Regions from separate parts of the Homo sapiens genome. Here region 1 is linked to region 2. Evidence: read pairs that join two places in POLR2A ChIA-PET (ENCODE). Cell type or tissue: GM12878. All regions are shown on one strand. Links, peaks and the distances in the headings refer to the core of each region. The heading gives the core; the rest is flanking DNA. Region 1 has its middle 21 kb from the start of REEP1. Region 2 overlaps REEP1 (receptor accessory protein 1).

Evidence for each region. Peaks named below come from ENCODE experiments on the same cell type or tissue, not always from the same donor. Only the 100,000 strongest peaks of a DNase experiment are listed, where the experiment ranks them.
Region 1: POLR2A ChIA-PET joins it to region 2 with 6 read pairs; 6 of 35 experiments call an interaction of 5 or more read pairs at or near these places.

What each region holds. Positions count from the first base shown.
Region 1 is chr2:86,354,373-86,363,104 of GRCh38, reverse strand. No RefSeq gene overlaps it. Among named protein-coding and RNA genes, the nearest start is that of REEP1, 21 kb to the right of the region's middle. In GM12878, for the core only: no CTCF peak of the experiment used is centred there; a DNase peak (open chromatin) is centred at 3,974.
Region 2 is chr2:86,239,955-86,248,686 of GRCh38, reverse strand. The region is part of intron 5 of REEP1 (receptor accessory protein 1); the gene reads left to right. Among named protein-coding and RNA genes, the nearest start is that of MRPL35, 45 kb to the right of the region's middle. In GM12878, for the core only: no CTCF peak of the experiment used is centred there; a DNase peak (open chromatin) is centred at 4,601; H3K27ac peaks cover 1,128 bases.

The DNA of each region.
Region 1 (8,732 bases), core at 397-8,396, 110 kb before region 2:
ATAACAAAATATCATAAACTGGGTAGTTTATAAACAACAAAAATGTATTTCTCACAGTTCTGGAGGCCAGAAGGCCCAAGATCAAGACTGATTCAGTGTCTGTTGAGGGCCCGTTTCCTAGTTCCTAGATGGTGCCTTCCTGCTGCATTCTCACATGGTGGAAGGAGTGAAGGGTCTCTTTTGGGCCTCTTTTAAAGGGCACTGATACTAATCATGGGGGCAGAGCCCACACAACCTAATCATCAGCCACAGGCTCCACCTCTTAATTCCATCACCTTGGGGGTTAGGATTTCAACATATAAGCCTTGGGGGGGACGCAAACGTTCATATAATAGCATGCAGCATTTGAATAAAATGTAAAGATAGATGTCTTGGCTTGAAAGATTTTTTTTTTTTTTTTAAGATGGAGTTTCACTCTGCTGCCCAGGCTGGAGTGCAGTGGCATGATCTCAGCTCACCACAACCTCTGTCTCTCAGGTTCAAGTGACTCTCCTGTCTCAGCCTCTCGAGTAGTTGGGATTACAGGCACGCACCACAATGCCCGGCTAATTTTTGTATTTTTAGTAGAGACGGGGTTTTGCCATGTTGCCCAGGCTGGTCTCAAACTCCTGACCTCAGGTGATTCAGCCACCTCTGCCTCCGAAATTGCTGAGATTACAGGCATGAGCCACTGCACCCAGCCAAAAGATTTTTAAATACTGGGTTTTTGAGGTGCTGCCTGAATGTTTTCAAGATTTATAACTAAGGACTTTCTGCTTCCTGTGTTTTCTGAGACAATCCACTCATTATCCAAAGCAGCATATTTGTATTTGTCTGATTGCTGTTCCAATTTGGGGGCATGTAAAACAAAACAATGGCTAGGCATGGTGACTCATGCCTGTAATCCCAATACTTTGGGAAGCTGAGGCAGGAGGATCCCTTGAGGCCAGAAGTTCCAAACCAGCTTGGGCAATATATTGAGACCCAGTCTCTACAAAAAATTTTTAAAATTTAGAAAGTTAGCTGGGTGTGGTGGTGCATGCCTATAGTCCTAGCTACTCAAAAGGCTGAGGGAAAAGGATCTCTTGAGCCCAGGAGTTCAAGGTTAAGGTAAGCACTCCAGCCTGGGTAACTGAGTGAGACCCTCCCTCTAAAAAATGGACCAGTTACTCTGCCCTTAGCACACAGACAGTCAACATATAGAGCACCTACTTGCTCAATTTTCATGGCCCCTTTGTCCATAAAAATATATTAAAAATTATATTTTACTATGCCATGGATACAAAGTACATGATCCAGGCTAGACTTATGTTCATTTTTTTCCCTTCCCTTTTTAAAAGAAATTTAAACATTTTCATGGGTCCGAAATATATGTGGCCCCTGGGCATGGTGACTACTGTGCCTGGCGGATATGTTAGCCCTGCCACTCCTGGACATTTGGACTAGTGGGGCTGAGGAATTTGCATTTGAACATTATGATCTGACTGCACCCAGAGGAAAAAAGAGATCTGTGTCTTCAGTAATGGCCCTAAATATTAAAAAAACAAGAGCAGGTCCCAAGAGATGGCCCTAGGGAGACCCCCAGCTGGCTAGGTGAGTCTTTAACCTCGGCCCACCCTGCCCCCTGAATGAGGGGCCTGTGTGTGGTGGGGCAGGCTGTCATGAGGAGAGTTGCCAGGAGCGGGAGGTGGAAGCAGAACAGGTGGGAGGGGAGATTAGATATACACTTGGCAATTTCAGGATGAAGATTTTCAGCCCTTTTGGGGAGTGGGGCTATCAATGACATCTTTCAGAGTTGTGTGGAAGCTTTGGATCCACTCCCTGGAACAATGCATGTATGCAAACATGAACCAACATTTACACAAACTTTTCAGGACTAACAAAGGGTTCGTAGGTCCCAGGTTCACACCCTCAGGTCGAAAGGCAGCTCCTTGCAGTCTGGAGAAGAGAAACAACCCACCAGGATCATTTTCCTCCCACACCTTGGGCTCCCTGCTGTTGGAATCCAGAATCCGGGCTGGAATACCCGGCTACTATGTGGGTTAATCAGACATCGATGCTGGCTGGCACCTTACCGCTATGGGCAGCACAGTTTCCATGGGGAAATGCATTCCTGCTTCCACAACAGACTCCTAAAGGACTCTTGCAGCACAACTGAGTTTGTCATTTGGGGGTTGGTTGTCCTGATGGTAATGCACTTTAATGAGCTCAACGGTAAGAACAAAGCAGGCTTTTCTTGTGGCCCTGGCTCTAAGCTTAAATGCTTCCCACCTCTGAATCCAAGTGTCCTGCAAGCCTGGCCCTCCTGTGCAGCGACTAACCAGCACTCACTACAATAACGTGTCTCTGGAAGGAATAATTAGACTTTATGGTGGTAATTCACCAGGCTTTCACAGAACCCTCTTCTGCGTGGAGAGAAAAAGAAAAGGCTTTAATTGATTCTGAATTAAAATAACTAGAAAAAAAATCCAGTCTACCAATCAGAGAAAGCAGACTTAAAATTACAGCCAGAATTTCAAGTTTCACACACTAATCTGGCTCAAAGTATTAACTCTGATCTTGTTTTTGAAGTAACCATTTAAAACTAAATCAATTCAAAGATAAAAACAAAAGATTGTTTTGTTAAGGTAGAATGTTTTGTACAAATGAAAATAACATAAATAGGCAGTATACATATAATATTTATATATTGTTTATTTAAATATATACTTATATAGGCCAGGCATGGTGACTCACACCTGTAGCCCCAGCACTTAGGGAGGCCGAGGCAGGTGGATCACCTGAGGTCAGGAGTTCGAGATCAGCCTGGTCAACATGGTGAAACCCTGTCTCTACTAAAAATACAAAAATTAGCTGGGTGTGGTGGTACACGCCTGTAATCCCAGCTACTTGAGAGACTGAGGCAGGAGAATTGCTTGAACCCGGGAGATGGAGGTTACAGTGAGCTGAGATCGTGCCACTGCACTCCAGCCTGGGCAATGGAGCAAGACTCCATCTCAAAAAATATATATATATATAAATATATATATACACACATATATAAGTAGTATTTATATTATATATTTGTATTTTAAATAATTATATAAATATATTTGAGCATATAGATATTATTTATTTATACATGAATATATATTTATATTCTTTTCATTCAATAGCCAGGTACTATTATTTTAACAAAACAATCTTCTTTCATTGCAGTTGTGGCAGGGAAGCAGCTGAAATTTATGGAGTGATTTCTTTGTGGCTTCCCTGGTGCTATCTGCTTCATGTGTGTTACCTCACCTGATTTCATTTTATCTTGTAATCAACCCTGTGCACCATTTGTGGATAAGGAAAGTGAGGTTTCCAAAGCTACAGTTAATAATAAATTATTGTTGCTATTATTATTTCTACTGAGATAGACTCTTCTTCCTAGAATAGCTAAAATTTTGTTTCCTGAAGGCAGGGGATGAACCAGGTAAGTTTACATTCTAGTCAGGGAGAGAGATAGTAAATAAAATAAATTAACAAAGTACAATCTATTGTCCTTATTCCCACTTGTCCTGATCTACAAAGTACCTACAAACACTGAATTAGCAAATACTGGACTTGTGCTTCTAGAGGCAATACAGGGTGAGGTTCCTATGAGACTCTGGACATGACATTTTCATCAACCAATCAATACATAACCTTGCTTTATGTGTGTTTCTATCTTATGACAACTTGTTTAATATATATTATTGATTCACCAACATTGAACTCACTGCCACAGCACTATAACTCTTGCCTGAATGAAGCTTATCTAATGCACATTTTCTCCATGAGACATATCACAGCTTCCTGCACTTGGGAACACTAGCCAGCACTTCAACACTATGTTTGGGGCCATTTCAGACAGCACAATCACCAACATAAAGCTCAAAAATTCAGCAAAAAAAAAAAAAGAGGACAGGAAGTAGATCACAGAAAGGACACTTGATGACAGTATGAGAACCGAAACAAGAAAGCAGAACACTGGCTTGTTCAACCTCAGCTGCTAACTTGCACGTTGGACAACTCAAAATTTTCACCATTCTGTGCACGTCTGGTTCTGTGCACCATTCTGTTCCCTCTGGCAGAACCCATGGCTGGATTCACCCCACAAGGGGAGGCAGGGGAATTCCCACAAGAGGGTGCTTCCAAAATGTCCCAAGATAGAGTGATTGGGATTTCAAAGAAAAAAGCACATGCTACTATAAAGACACATGCACACGTATGTTTATTGTGGCACTATTCACAATAGCAAAGACTTGGAACCAACCCAAATATCCATCAATGATAGACTGGATTAAGAAAATGTGGCACATATACACCATGGAATACTATGCAGCCATAAAAAAGGATGAGTTCAGGTCCTTTGTAGGGACATGGATGAAGCTGGAAACCATTATTCTCAGCAAACTATCGCAAGGACAAACCACCAAACACCACATGTTCTCAATCGTAGGTGGGAATTGAACAATGAGAACACATGGACACAGGAAGGGGAACATCACACACCAGGGACTGTTGTGGGGTGGGGGAGGGGGGAGGGATAGCATTAGGAGATATACCTAATGCTAAACGATGAGTTAATGGGTGCAGCACACCAACATGGCACAGGTATACATATGTAACAAATCTGCACGTTGTGCACATGTACGCTAGAGCTTAAAGTATAATAATAATAAAAAAAATAAAAAAGCACTAAACCTCAGGGTGATCAATCCAAAGCATTTACTAGGGGAACTCACAGAGGAGAGCCGCTGCCAGTGCTCAGGGGGGTGGGGGGGATGGTGAAAGGAGCGGGTGTTCTACCTAGGTGTGTCTGCAGCAACGGGTCAGGGTATGGAGTTTACATGAGGGTTTAAGAAATTTGGCTCAGGGCTGGGGCTGTTTCTTTCAGTGCTTTGGGCAACACCTGGATAACTTTATCAGTGCCTGAAGATGTTCAATGCTCCAGCTTGGGTTCAAACCTGCTGGGAAAAACAAGTAGCTGGCTGGGTCACAGAGCAGTCAAAGCACTCTGTGTTTCTTGGTCAGCACAAGAGCAAAAGCAGGGGTACCTGGGGGACCCTACAGTCTGCATATGACTGAGAAAGTTCTGTGTGTGTTGATTGTGGGGTTACAAATAAATTTTAGCAAGTAGGCAAATTTACACACCCAGAATCTGCAAATAATGAGGATCTACTGCACGTAGCATAGGAGAAAGTGATAAATTATGAAGGAACATGAAACTCTTGAGAGGCTTTCTGAGCTGAGGTGTGGTTTGGGGTCTGGGGTGTGGATGTAGGCATCAGGGTTCCCCTCACAGAGAACCAGCACAGAGGCTTGCAATGCCTGTAGTGGCTGTTGGTGAATATCCCGTAGCCTCCAGGGCTCCTCAGCGGTCAGAAAGCCTTTGATGGGAAGAGGGGCCCTTTGTACACCTTTATGTTCACATCCAAGTCTTGTTTTCCTCTCTACTCCAGGAAGGAATAAACATCTCATGGGGATAACAAGAATCACGTGGAGGACTTTACAGAGCAGTCTTATTTGAGCCTCACAACAATCACATGAGGTAAGAAGGGCAAAGATCATTGTTACTTCACAGGTGGAGACGAAACCCTGAAGCTTAGAAAGGTTATAACTAGCCATGATGACTCTGGAATATTTGGCTGATATTTAGAAGCCTAGGCTGGAGGGGGTGGGGCTGGGGCTCCCACTTCAGATTTATTGATGTCTTGTTGGGTTCAATAAGATTATATCCAAAGCTCTCCTCTGATGTAAGGAATATAACATTCTGATTCCTCTAAGAGCATTTATTCATTCATTCAACAAGTATTTATTGAGCACCTGCTATATGCCAGTAACTATTCTAGGTTCTGATGATACAGTAGTGACCAAAATGAACACATATCCTTGCTTTCATGGAGCTTACATTTTAGTGACAAGAGACAGACAATAAAACAGAATATTAAGGAAAAAAGATAGTGCAACATAGCAGCCGCCTCTTTAGGTCACCTGTAACTCCTATTTGTTGAAGACAGCTTGATCTAGAGCAAGCTTATCCAACCCGTGGCCCATGGGCCACATGCAGCCCAGGACAACTTTGAAAGTGGACCAACACAAATTCATAAACTTTCTTAAAACACTATGAGATTTTTTTGCATTTTTTAGCTTATTGGCTATCATTAGTGTCAGTGTATTTTATGTATGGCCCAAGACAATTATTCTTCTTCCAATGTGGCCCAGGAAAGCCAAAAAATTGGACACCCCTGGTAGAGGAAAGAACATGAAAGGCTGTCCTAGTCCTGCCCATTGCTGGCTGGGTGACCCTGGGTCTGAGTTGCCACATCTATGATTACAACTGTGTACAGGCCCTATAGGTTAGGGACAGGTGTAACCAACATGTCTGCAATTCATTTTTAACTTTTATCAAACATATCAATCATGCAAAAAAATAGAGAATTACATAATGAACACTTACATACTTACCAGTTTTTAGACATGAAACTGCAAATTCAAAGTGGCTTTGTAATCGGTCCACTTGGTTGGGCTGAGCTACATTTCCCAGAATCCCCTTCCCTGGATGTTTCTGCTTCAGTGGGCCACAGGAGACCATCTTTGAGATTTGGAGGACAGAGCTGAAGCAACAGCCATATTATTTTTTACACATGGAAGGCCTAGGTGGGTGCTTTTATTGCACGTTGTTGCCTCTCTGCTTACCTTGTTGGCGGGGACGGCGTCCGGGCCTGCACCTGCTCCCCCTGGCCCTGCTCCTTCCTTCAGTTCTATGACTGCTGAGCCAGGTGTGTGTCTAGCTCCATGACAAAGGGTACCAGCTTTTCCTGCAGGACACCCTTCATCAAGGTGGGAGGTGGTGAGTGACTGACACAGTTTCTTGCCCATTCTTGTGGGTTTCCGCTCATATTCCTGGGTTCCATCTTGTCCTCATTCTTCCCCAGTTTACATCCATCTCCCCTTCCTGACTGCCTGCCCTGGGGACTTTAAACTCCAGCATCAGAGAAGATAACAGCTTTCCAGAAACCATTTAACCAGATCCCACAATTGCATAAGATCAAATCTTGTAACAGAGAACATGTAGTGATGGATGGATGGGTGGGGGGATGGATGGATGATAGATAGATAGGTAGATAGAGAGATAGATAGATAGATAGATAGATAGATAGATAGACAGATACATAGATGGATAGATAGATAGATAATCTTCTGGTGTTTTTGCATCTCTGGCTGATACATCCTGTGTATTTGTATCTGATGATACCCCCTCCATTTCCTGCCCAAAGGTAAAGGATCTCCATTTTAGTATTTTTTATTTCTATTTTTACTCTATATGTATATGCCCATAAATAATATACAATATTGGTTATTGGATTCTCATTAATTTTAATGTTCAATAAACAATTGCTCAAGACCCCAGTGCCTCGATTATTGATTCTCAGGTCCTCCTAGCGCCACAAAGTGTCTTCCTCGGTTATCGCAAGGGTCCCCAAGGAGCACGTCACATGAATCCACAAATCTCTCTGTCCACTAAGGTTCCCACTCAGCAGCTGCAATGTCCTTCCTTTCTTGTTCCAAAGACCTGAGACAATGTCAGCATGGCCACTGCCAGTGGTGCACCTGCGTATCTTGAGGACTGTGCCAAAGGAGCTGCCTCCCTGGCTCCCGGCTCCCTCATCCACGTGCCAAAGCAGGTCCAGTTTGTCTGCAGAGGTCAAGGACACCCTTTCCTCGCTCCCTAATACCACACATCTTCACCCCAGTCTCCAAGCAGCCTAGCCTGTGTCTCAGGCTCCATACACTCTCTCATTAAGTCAGGCCCTTCCTATCTTCCCCTCCATCCTCAGACCCAGCAAGTGACGCCCCTCCCCCAACTAAACCAAACCAAAATCCACCCCCATCACAACAGCAAGAGGAAGCCTCTCAAGGAGACTGCCTTCTAGATTCATTCCCAGCCACATAACATTTACTCATGGTTGGAAATTAAGGATAAGCAGAGAGACAGAGGAAAGGCTGGATATATCCCACAGCTACAGGGTGCAAGAGCGCAAAACAACTTCACATTCCCAGCCAGGGCTCTTAATGCTGACATGTAACCATATGACAGCAACGGCCTCATCTTCCCAAGAATAATGGGTGAGCACTTGCTTTACCTTTCGGACACATAAAGTTTTACTGGTTTTGGCCATTTTTGTCAAGTCAAAGAAACAGTATGTCCCAAAGATTCATTCATTCAACACATTAATTGAGTTCCAGCCAAGTGTCAGGTGCTATTTGAAGTGCTTGGGATCCATTGCAGAATAAAACCAACTAAGAGCTCTGCCCTTGTGCAGTTTCTATTCCAGACTAGAGCTCTAGAACAGACATCTTCTAGCAAAGATTAAATAATAGTTCATTCTTCCATCTCACCTTTTGTGTCTTCCTTTTATAATTCCAAAATACTTTGTAGCCCAACGTTTAGCCAGGGCATCACATTCCATATAGATAGAAGTTTTGAAAAACAGTTTTATTGGGATGTTATTTCCATATAATACAATCCATACCATTTCAAGTGTACCTTAATTTTATTTTATTTTTTTATTTTATTTTATTTTTTGAGACAGTCTCGCACTGTCACCCAGGCTGGAGTGCAGTGGTACAATCTTGGCTTACTGGCACCTCTGCCAGTAAGCAATTCTCCTGCCTCAGCCTCCCGAGCAGCTGGGATTACAGGTGTGTGCCACCACGCCCGGCTAGTTTTTGTATTTTTAGTA
Region 2 (8,732 bases), core at 412-8,411:
CTTGAGCTCAGGAGTTAGAGACCAGCTTGGGTAACATAGTGAGACCCTGTCTCTACAAAAAATTAAAAATTAGCCAGGCATGGTGGCATGTGCCTATAGTCCCAGCTACCTGGGAGGCAGAGGCAGGAGGATCATCGCTTGAGCCCGGGAGGTAGAAACTGCAGTGAACCATGATCACGCCACTGCACTCTAGCCTAGGTGACAGAGCAAGACCTTGTCTCAATAAATAAATAAATAAGTAAAATAAAATAAATAAATAAATAAATAAAATAAACTAGGCCTGTCCCAAGGAAACCAGGATTTATGATCAGGTGACTCCTGGCTTCATTTTAAATTTCTTGGACCTGCCTGTCTTCTCCTCCCACAAAACACCCTCAACTTACAAATCAGTTCTCACTCTCAGTATCTACTGCATTTAGTGAAAGGGATGCAAGAGAGAGTGTTGCATGGTGAGAATACTCTTCCTTAGGATCATTCCTGGAAGAGACTCAGCACACTGGGCTGGAATTACAGGCCAGGATACAGATTAGTTCTGACAGATTAAATGGAGGCTGGGATAAAACGATGGGATGAAAGAGTAATTCCTCCTTCTGTCTTCTTTTTTCCATACTTCAGTGACTTTCTAGGAGGAAACTATGGAGCTTAAACTGAAGAATGAAAAATCTTTTGACTACACTTTTAGTTAATCCTTTCAAAAATAATGTTGAGCCCTGTGTCCTTTCTCTAATAAAATTAATGTTTGCAGGAGTGTTTTTTGTATCATCATGAATTGTGGAAAAAATTTGTAAACCACATTATTATATAAATAGAAGTCCTGGCCAGGCATGGTGGCTCATTCCTATAATCCCAACACTTTGAGAGGTCGAGGCAGGCAGATCACTTGAAGCCAGGAGTTCGAGACTAGCCTGGGCAACATGATGAAACCCCGTCTCTCCTAAAAATACAAAAATTAGCCTGGTGTGGTGGCATGCACCTGTAATCCCAGCTACTCGGAAGGCTGAGGCAGGAGAATCACTTGAACCCGGGAGGTGGAGGTTGCAGTGAGCCACTGCACTCCAGCCTGGGCGGCAGAGTGAGTGAGACTCTGTCTAAACAAACAAACAAAAAACAACAACAACAACAACAACAAAAGGAAGTTCTTATTAATTTTTGTTTATATAAGGTCTTTCTATGTTGCTTAGGCTGACCTTGTATTCCTTGGTTCAAGTGATCCTCCTACCTCAGCATTCCAAGTAGCTGGGATTATAGGTGTGCACCACCATGCCCAGCTTATTAATGTTAATATTACTGTTTTGTCTTAGAACTGGAAGAGCTAAAACAAACAAAAAACATCAGGCATGAGAAATTTCTTCCAGGGAATTTAACCCCTATCCCACCCTCAATTTCCTACAAGGCTAACCCCTATCCCCGGGAAGTGTTGATGCATCTTTCTTTGAGTGAAAACTGCTGTGCGTCCTTCCTGAGGAAACACTTCTCAAGAACCCTCTGTCTCAGCATTCCTAGTCTCTGCTGGCTCTGCTCCTACATGGTACCTGTCTCCTAACTGGTAATTCCATCCAGAGGGAAAACTGAACCCCAGATCTTTTTAAGACTAGAAATGAAAAGTCTCTCTCTTAAAAAAAAAAATAATGCTCTAGAAATTTATTTGTTAAGCAAAACATATTCTCACATGAAAAATAAACCATAGGCTGGCCGTGGTGGCTCACGCCTGTAATCCCAGCACTTTGGGAGGCCAAGACGGGCAGATCACCTGAGGTTGGGTGTTTGAAACCAGCCTGACCAACATGGAGAAACCCTGTCTCCACTGAAAATACAAAATTAGCCGGGCGTGGTGGTGCATGCCTGTAATCCTAGCTACTCGGAAGGCTGAGACAGGAGAATCTCTTGAACTCAGGAGGTGGAGGTCGCGGTAAGCCGAGATCACACCATTGCACTTCAGCCTGGGCAACAAGAGTGAAACTCTGTCAAAAAAAAAAAAGAAAAAAGAAAAAAAAAGAAAGAGAGAAAGAAAAAGAAACCATAGTGAGACGAACCACTGAACAAAAATTTTAAAACCATGGGGTCTCCAGGCTACCTTACTTCCCTTGCAGTTTGAACCACATACTAGGTTTCTTCTGCCTGCTGAATTCTCAGACCTGGTAAACCAACATTCATTTTTCACTTGTCTCATAACTCGAAAAATAATGTTTTAGTTCCCCCGGAGATCTTGTCTCCAGAACATTTCCAGTAGTACCAATACTATTACTATAGTCCACCTATTGAAGAAAGCTGCTCTAAGTAAAACCAGCATTCTGTGAATTAGGGATTCTTCTCTTGCAGTTTGTTTTCAGAGTTGTGTTTGTGTGTATATGGCTCCATCCTCCCCCATCCCCAAATCTGGTATTGTAAGCTTCTTGAGATGAGGGGCTCTGGCTTCTTTTCCTTTGTTTCTTGCTTAGAAAATAAACAAAAACAGAACAATGCTTTGTTATTTAGTGCTTTGCACTCATAGCTATTCATTAAACCTTGTTGATTGATTTGAAGTATATACCTTTTTGATTCCTCTAACCCTGCCCTGTCTAATATGGTATCCACTTGCCACATGTAGCTGTTTAAATTTAAATTAATTAAAATTGAGTATACCGGCTGGGCACAATGGCTCATGCCTGTAATCCCAGCACTTTGGGAGGCCAAGGCGGGCGGATCACGAGGTCAGGAGATCGAGACCATCCTGGCTAACATGGTGAAACCCCGTCTCTACTAAAAATACAAAAAATTAGCCGGGCGTGGTGGCGGGCGCCTGTAGTCCCAGCTACTCGGGAGGCTGAGGCAGGAGAATGGCGTGAACCAGGGAGGCGGAGCTTGCAGTGAGCCAAGATAGCACCACTGCACTCCAGCCTGGGAGACGGAGTGAGACTCTGTCTCAAAAAAAAAAAAAAAAAATTGAGTATATGTTGGGGACCAGCCTCAACACCACCCATAGGGTAGCTGAAGTCCGGTGGCGACAAAGGAATGAGAAGAGACAGGTTAAGAGTTCCTAAAGGTGGGAGCCAGGGGGCCAGTTGCAAAATGGAGGCTGCAAAAGGCCCAGAGTTCTGGTCTCCACACTATTTATTGAGTACAATCACTTAGATCTAAGAAGCAGATGTTCAGGGCAAAACAGTGAAAAGGAGGCAGTGCGTCATAGGTGCAATCTATAGCAGTAGTGGTTTAAATGAATCTCCTTTGTGCTCAAACAGCATATCTTTAACTTATCGGAGAGTAGCTAGTGGGAGCGGGCTTAACCAGGAGCCTGCACGTCTGTCCACATTCCAGTGTTTCAAAGGAGTGTCCTTCTCCTTGAACACAGTGTTTACAGATAAGAGAGCAGGTCTCGCTCTGAGCATGGGAACATGATGGCAGTTAGGAGGCTTTCCTCCTTAGAGGCCTCTTGTGGCTTTCCACAACTTATTGTCCCATATTTTTGTGGCCAGTTTATACAGGCACCCCACAAGCCCTTTTCCCAACAGTATACCTAAAATTGAATTCCTCAGTTGTACTAGCCCCCCACCCCCTTTGTTTTTGAGACGGTGTCTCACTCTTGCCCAGGCTGGAGTGCAGTGGCACAATCTCAGCTCACTGCAACCTCTGCCTCCCAGGTTCAAGCAATTCTCCCTGCCTCAGCCTCCCGAGTAGCTGGGATTACAGGTGCCTGCCCCCACGCCTGGCTAGTTTTTGTATTGTTTAGTAGAGACAGGGTTTCGCCATGTTGGCCAGGCTGGTCTTGAACTCCTGACCTCAGGTGATCTGCAGGCCTCAGCCTCCCAAAGTGCTGGGATAACAGGCATGAGCCACCGCACCTGGCTGTACTAGCCCCATTTCAAGTCCTCATTTGCCAGTATGGCTGATAGCACATTTCCATTATTGAAGAAAGTTCTTTTGGACAGCACTGCCCCAAGCCCTTTGTTAACCCTCCAGGGTTCTCCTTTGCCTGTTTTTCACCCCTTTGCCCACAGTTGCTCTGGCTTCAAAAGGACACCCACCCCTCCTTACCTACTCAGCTCCTTGGGGCCTCTGTATATAAGGTTCACCAGGAGCTGGAAACTCAGCCTATAGCAGCACCCATGCTGTAGCTCTTATTTCTTCTTCCTCTTTACTGGTCTGGCCCGCTTTCACACCATGACCTCTGCTTTCCTGACTTGCTCTCTAAAACTCAGGCACTTGGCCTGCAATTATAGTCAGCGGCCAACAGGCGATAGCCAAGCGTTGGTTATAGCCCTTAGCATCTGAACAGCCAGGCACAATCCACTGAGAGTTATATTATTTTGTTTTTCTACTTAAAAAAAATTTTCCCACTCTTTCCTTAAAAAGAAAAAGAAGATCTACAAAACAGTCAGCACAATAGAAAAAAAAAAGCCCTCTCCCACATATCCTTATCTTTTATCCATCAGTGCTCTATCTAAATGTCTGGCTTGAATAAAATACTGCTTTTAAATCACCATGAAACTATTTTTGGAATCAAAAGCTCATTTGAGGAAGTTCATAAGCCCAGTGATTTGGGGTTTCTGACCTGACTGGAGTCAGTTGCCTTGCCTTTGTTTTGCTTTCTAGCAAAAAAAACTACCTGTTAACAATTAGTCAGAGGGCAGGCATTGATTTTCTTTTTATAAAACCTCCCTGTGTCAGCTCATACTTAGGAGATATTTCCAAGGACGGAGAAGAGATGACTGCTGTCCCCTAACCAGATCTGTATGTTTCACCTCTCTGGCTTTAGTCTCTACCATCTATTGAATCAAAGAGGGTAAGGATTCCAGAAAGCCCTATGTTTGTCTCTTCATCCCTCAGAGGAGCATTTCCTGGCCACTGTGCTAGCTCACATCAAGTTAGCCTTCTTTCTTCATTTTTTAGCCAAGGACTATGTGACATGAAGTTAATATTTAGAATTCACCACGGCAACCATTTTTAAACACCAAGATTATCTAAACTGTATGGACAAACTGCTGAAAAAGTTTGGAAGTATTCCCTACCCTCCAGTCTCCCAAATATTAGTCAACTCGTACCCAAGTTTCACTCTCAAAATGTGTCGAAGCAGAACCAAGCAAGACTTTTTACCAGTGTGCTGGATTCCGGCTCTCCCAGTGTTTCTACCTGGAGTGTTACCTCACCTCACACTGCTCCATGCATAGTGAAGTGGATTCAAATGAATGAAACACCCACATCACACTCAGCTGAAGAGGAAGGGCCAGGAATTCACACGGAGTTGGCGGTCCGACATTACTTACCTGCTCTGTTCTGTGGCTACCTGTGGAGATTGTGCAGCCTGATGCCTCAAGGGTCCAAGAGGAAAGAGGGAAGCCTGCCTGCCTGACCTCACAGGGCCTGGTGGAACCTAGAGGTCTGAGGAAATATTTGAGGATCATGCGTGAGTGGGAAGGGCTGTCTCTTGGCTGTGGTGACATGGCACCTCCTCGTTCTCCTCTTCTCTCTGATTCCCCTCTCATGTTTGCCTCCTCCCTCCTTTCCTCACGCCTCAGTGTTAGATGAATTTCTCTGGGCCCCACCTTTCTCTCCTCTCTCTCCTAGCACCATCTCATCCTGTCCCTCACCTTCCGCTGTCACCTGATGACCTGGTTCCCAGATGGGCTTCTCTGCCCAGGGCTCAATCCAAGTGTTCCTGGTTCTCTGCTGAATATCTCCCTTGTTTCCTTCATACTTTAGTTGACAGTCCTGTAACTCCAAATCTGCCCTTCCGTGTGTCCCACCATTCTGATGATAATGAAATTACCATCTTGTCAGGCACCCAAGCTCCAAATCTCTGTCACCTTTGATGCCCCACCTTCCTCCCACTTACTCTTCAAGCCCTAACCATTTGACATCCCTTCTCTGCATTTGGGCCTTCCTCCACACCCTTCCTTCTAGCTTGGACTCTTGCAGTAGCTACCCAAATGGTCGACTGCTCTCTCCCTTCCTGTTTAAGTCCTGTACAGTCCGACCCTGATCCTAGCCTTTCAGTCTTGTCTCTCCTTACCTCTCTGGCTCTTGTGATAACTGCATTCACAGAACTGCCTTCTGTACTGTTCTGGAAATAGCAACTCTGAGCGCTGTTTCCAGAATTTTCTCTTTCTTGCCTCTGCCTTTGCTCATGTTGGTGCTTCATCTGCCTCTGTTTCTACCTCTTTGAAATCCTCCCCACTCTTCCAGGTTAATGCCATCTCCTCCAGGTTAATGCCGTCTCCTCCATGAAGCCTCCTCTGATCCCAGGTAGAACTGGCCTCTCACTCCTGGGTCCTCTGCACTAATGTCATCATGTATATGTGTCTTACCTGCATCTCCATAGGTGCTCAGTAAATGTTAAAGGAATGAAAGACTGTTGTGCATATTTTTAGCTGCCATGACCAACAGAGCAATACTTAGAATCAAGGATATCCAAAGTTGGGCTTTGGAGATAAGCAGACCAGGTTTAAAAGTCCCAGCTCCCTGCTTACTGCTGCACCTCTGTGAACCTCGCTTCTTCACCTGCAAACAGGGATGATCATAGTACCTGCCACAGGAGTTATGAGGCAGTGTAAAGACTTCACAGAATGCAGAGTTTATAATAAATGTTTAATAAAGGTTGCCTGTTATTTGCTCATATGTCAGTTTGATCTCAGGCTGATTATGATCTTCTCTTTCCTCACTGTTGAACAGAATAAAAAAAAAAAAGTCAGGCCCTGGCATTGGGACGTTATTTACAAGGCAGGCTCTTCTGCACAGGAGGCTGACTTGCCTGCCTTGTCCTGGCCCACCTCGCATGTGCTGTGTCTTCCTGCGCAAGCCACGCTCCCCTGGGCTCAGGGTTCCCCACTGTTCTGGGCCTGACTTTTCATAGGGGTGCTTCTTCTTCCTCTTCCACCCTGAGGTGTAGCTTATGACACATGAGCACCTGCCACCTGCCAAGACAGGAGGAAGGTCAAACGTGGGCTGCTGGAGCAGCTGGAACCCTCACTTCAGGGAGGAAACCAAGCAGGGGTTTGAGTGACTTGCCCAAGGTCATGCAGCTGTTAGTTGTTGAGCTGTGATCGGCACCAGGGTCTCTAGTTCCTCCAGTGTCCTTGCATCACTCCAAGCACTCCCCACCCCAACACATACACCCTAAACTGACACTTCCTGGCTGTTTTGTGCTTGGATTACACTACCAGGCCCTGGTGGCTGAGTACCTGGACTGTCCCTCACTGAGGATTTTAGAGTCTCTCACACCCCAGGGTACTGCTCTTCTGATGATCGATCAGCTCTCTCTTGGCCTTGTGGTGAGGCTGGGAAACACTTAATGCAGGGTGAAAGAATGAGGATCACAAGTACCTGTCACCGTAAGTCACAGTTTCTGTAAAGCTCGATCACGTGCGATAGCGTGGGCATGTTTGCACACCAGTATAATTAGAGCTCACTTTGCACCAGCGGCTGGGCAGATTTGTCCTGTGGGTCCCCCTTCCCACCCTTAGTCCTTCCTGCCTTCTCATTGTCCCTTTCCAGCAGGGCCTTTGCCTCTGAAGGAGGAAGTATAGATGAGGCAAAGCTTCCAGCTGAGACTTCCACAGGCAAGGCCAGGGGCAGCTGCTGTATGTGGAGGGTCCCTCCTGGTGGCCCTGACTCCCCATCACCGGGCAAGGGCCTGGCTCAGATGGCCGGGCTTGGTCTGGCTACAGAGACCCAACTCACCTGAGCACTGTCATTGGTCAGCACAGGCCTGTCTAACCTCCCAGGCTTCCACTCCTCACCTCCCATCCAGCCTGCTCTGAACCAGAAGCACCAAGCCCACCTCCCTCACCAGTTAATGCTTGTTCTTGCCTGCTGTCTCTCCTTAAGGGCACTTCCCAGAAAGGAGACTAGAAAATACCGTCTGTATTCCAGATAACCACGTGCCTGCTGCAAAGTGAGAGAAATGGGGAGAACAGATACTGGGTGCAAGTTCTTGGTATGTGCCACGTGGCATATCTAGGATGTTCTCATCATTCAACATCCTGCCTCCTTCACACTGCTCACCTCTCAAAAACCTTCAGTGGAGTGCTCAGTTTATTGTCAAAAACCAAGTTTAGGCAGCTGAAGCCCAGTTCTCCCAGGCTGGTCTCCTTTTACTCACTGGCACCAAAGCCTCTTCTCCCCAGGTGGGTTCACTCACCGTTTCCCAGGTGCACCTTGGGTTTTCGTCCACTCTCACGCCCTGGCCCAAAGCACTTCCCCGCCAGCACGTGCCTTCCCCCGCCCGCTTCAGAGGATGCAGCCCTCACCTCACTCCTCACTCGGGTTCGACCCCTTGTGTGAGAGGATGAGGCCTCTGCACGTGCTCAGCCACGGTGACGGTGCCATCCCCTGCCCTGTACTCTGGCATGATGTTGGTCATCTTTGTCACTTGTGGCCTGGCATGCACTTTTGTGTCTTGATGCCCCAACTAGACTGTGAGCTCCATGGGAGCAGGGACCGTACCATCCTCGTCTTTGTTCCTCTGCGGTGCTTCACGCAGAGCTTCGTGAACACTCCAGCAGCATCTGTTGCAAGTGAGTGAATAAATGGGTGAGCGAGCGAGGGAGTGATGGGAGGAAAGAGGTGAGGACATGGCTCCCTTCAACTCCATTTTATTGCCTTGGTGCCCATGGCTTTTTTCTCCTTTTCCCCTTTATCAGGTGGCTCGACTCTTTCATTTTATCTTCTCTTTGGACCTGAGAGAAGGGCAGGTAACCCTGTTGAGAGGTGTGACTAACTCCAAACTGATCCAGTTGGGCAGCGAGGCCAGGCCACCG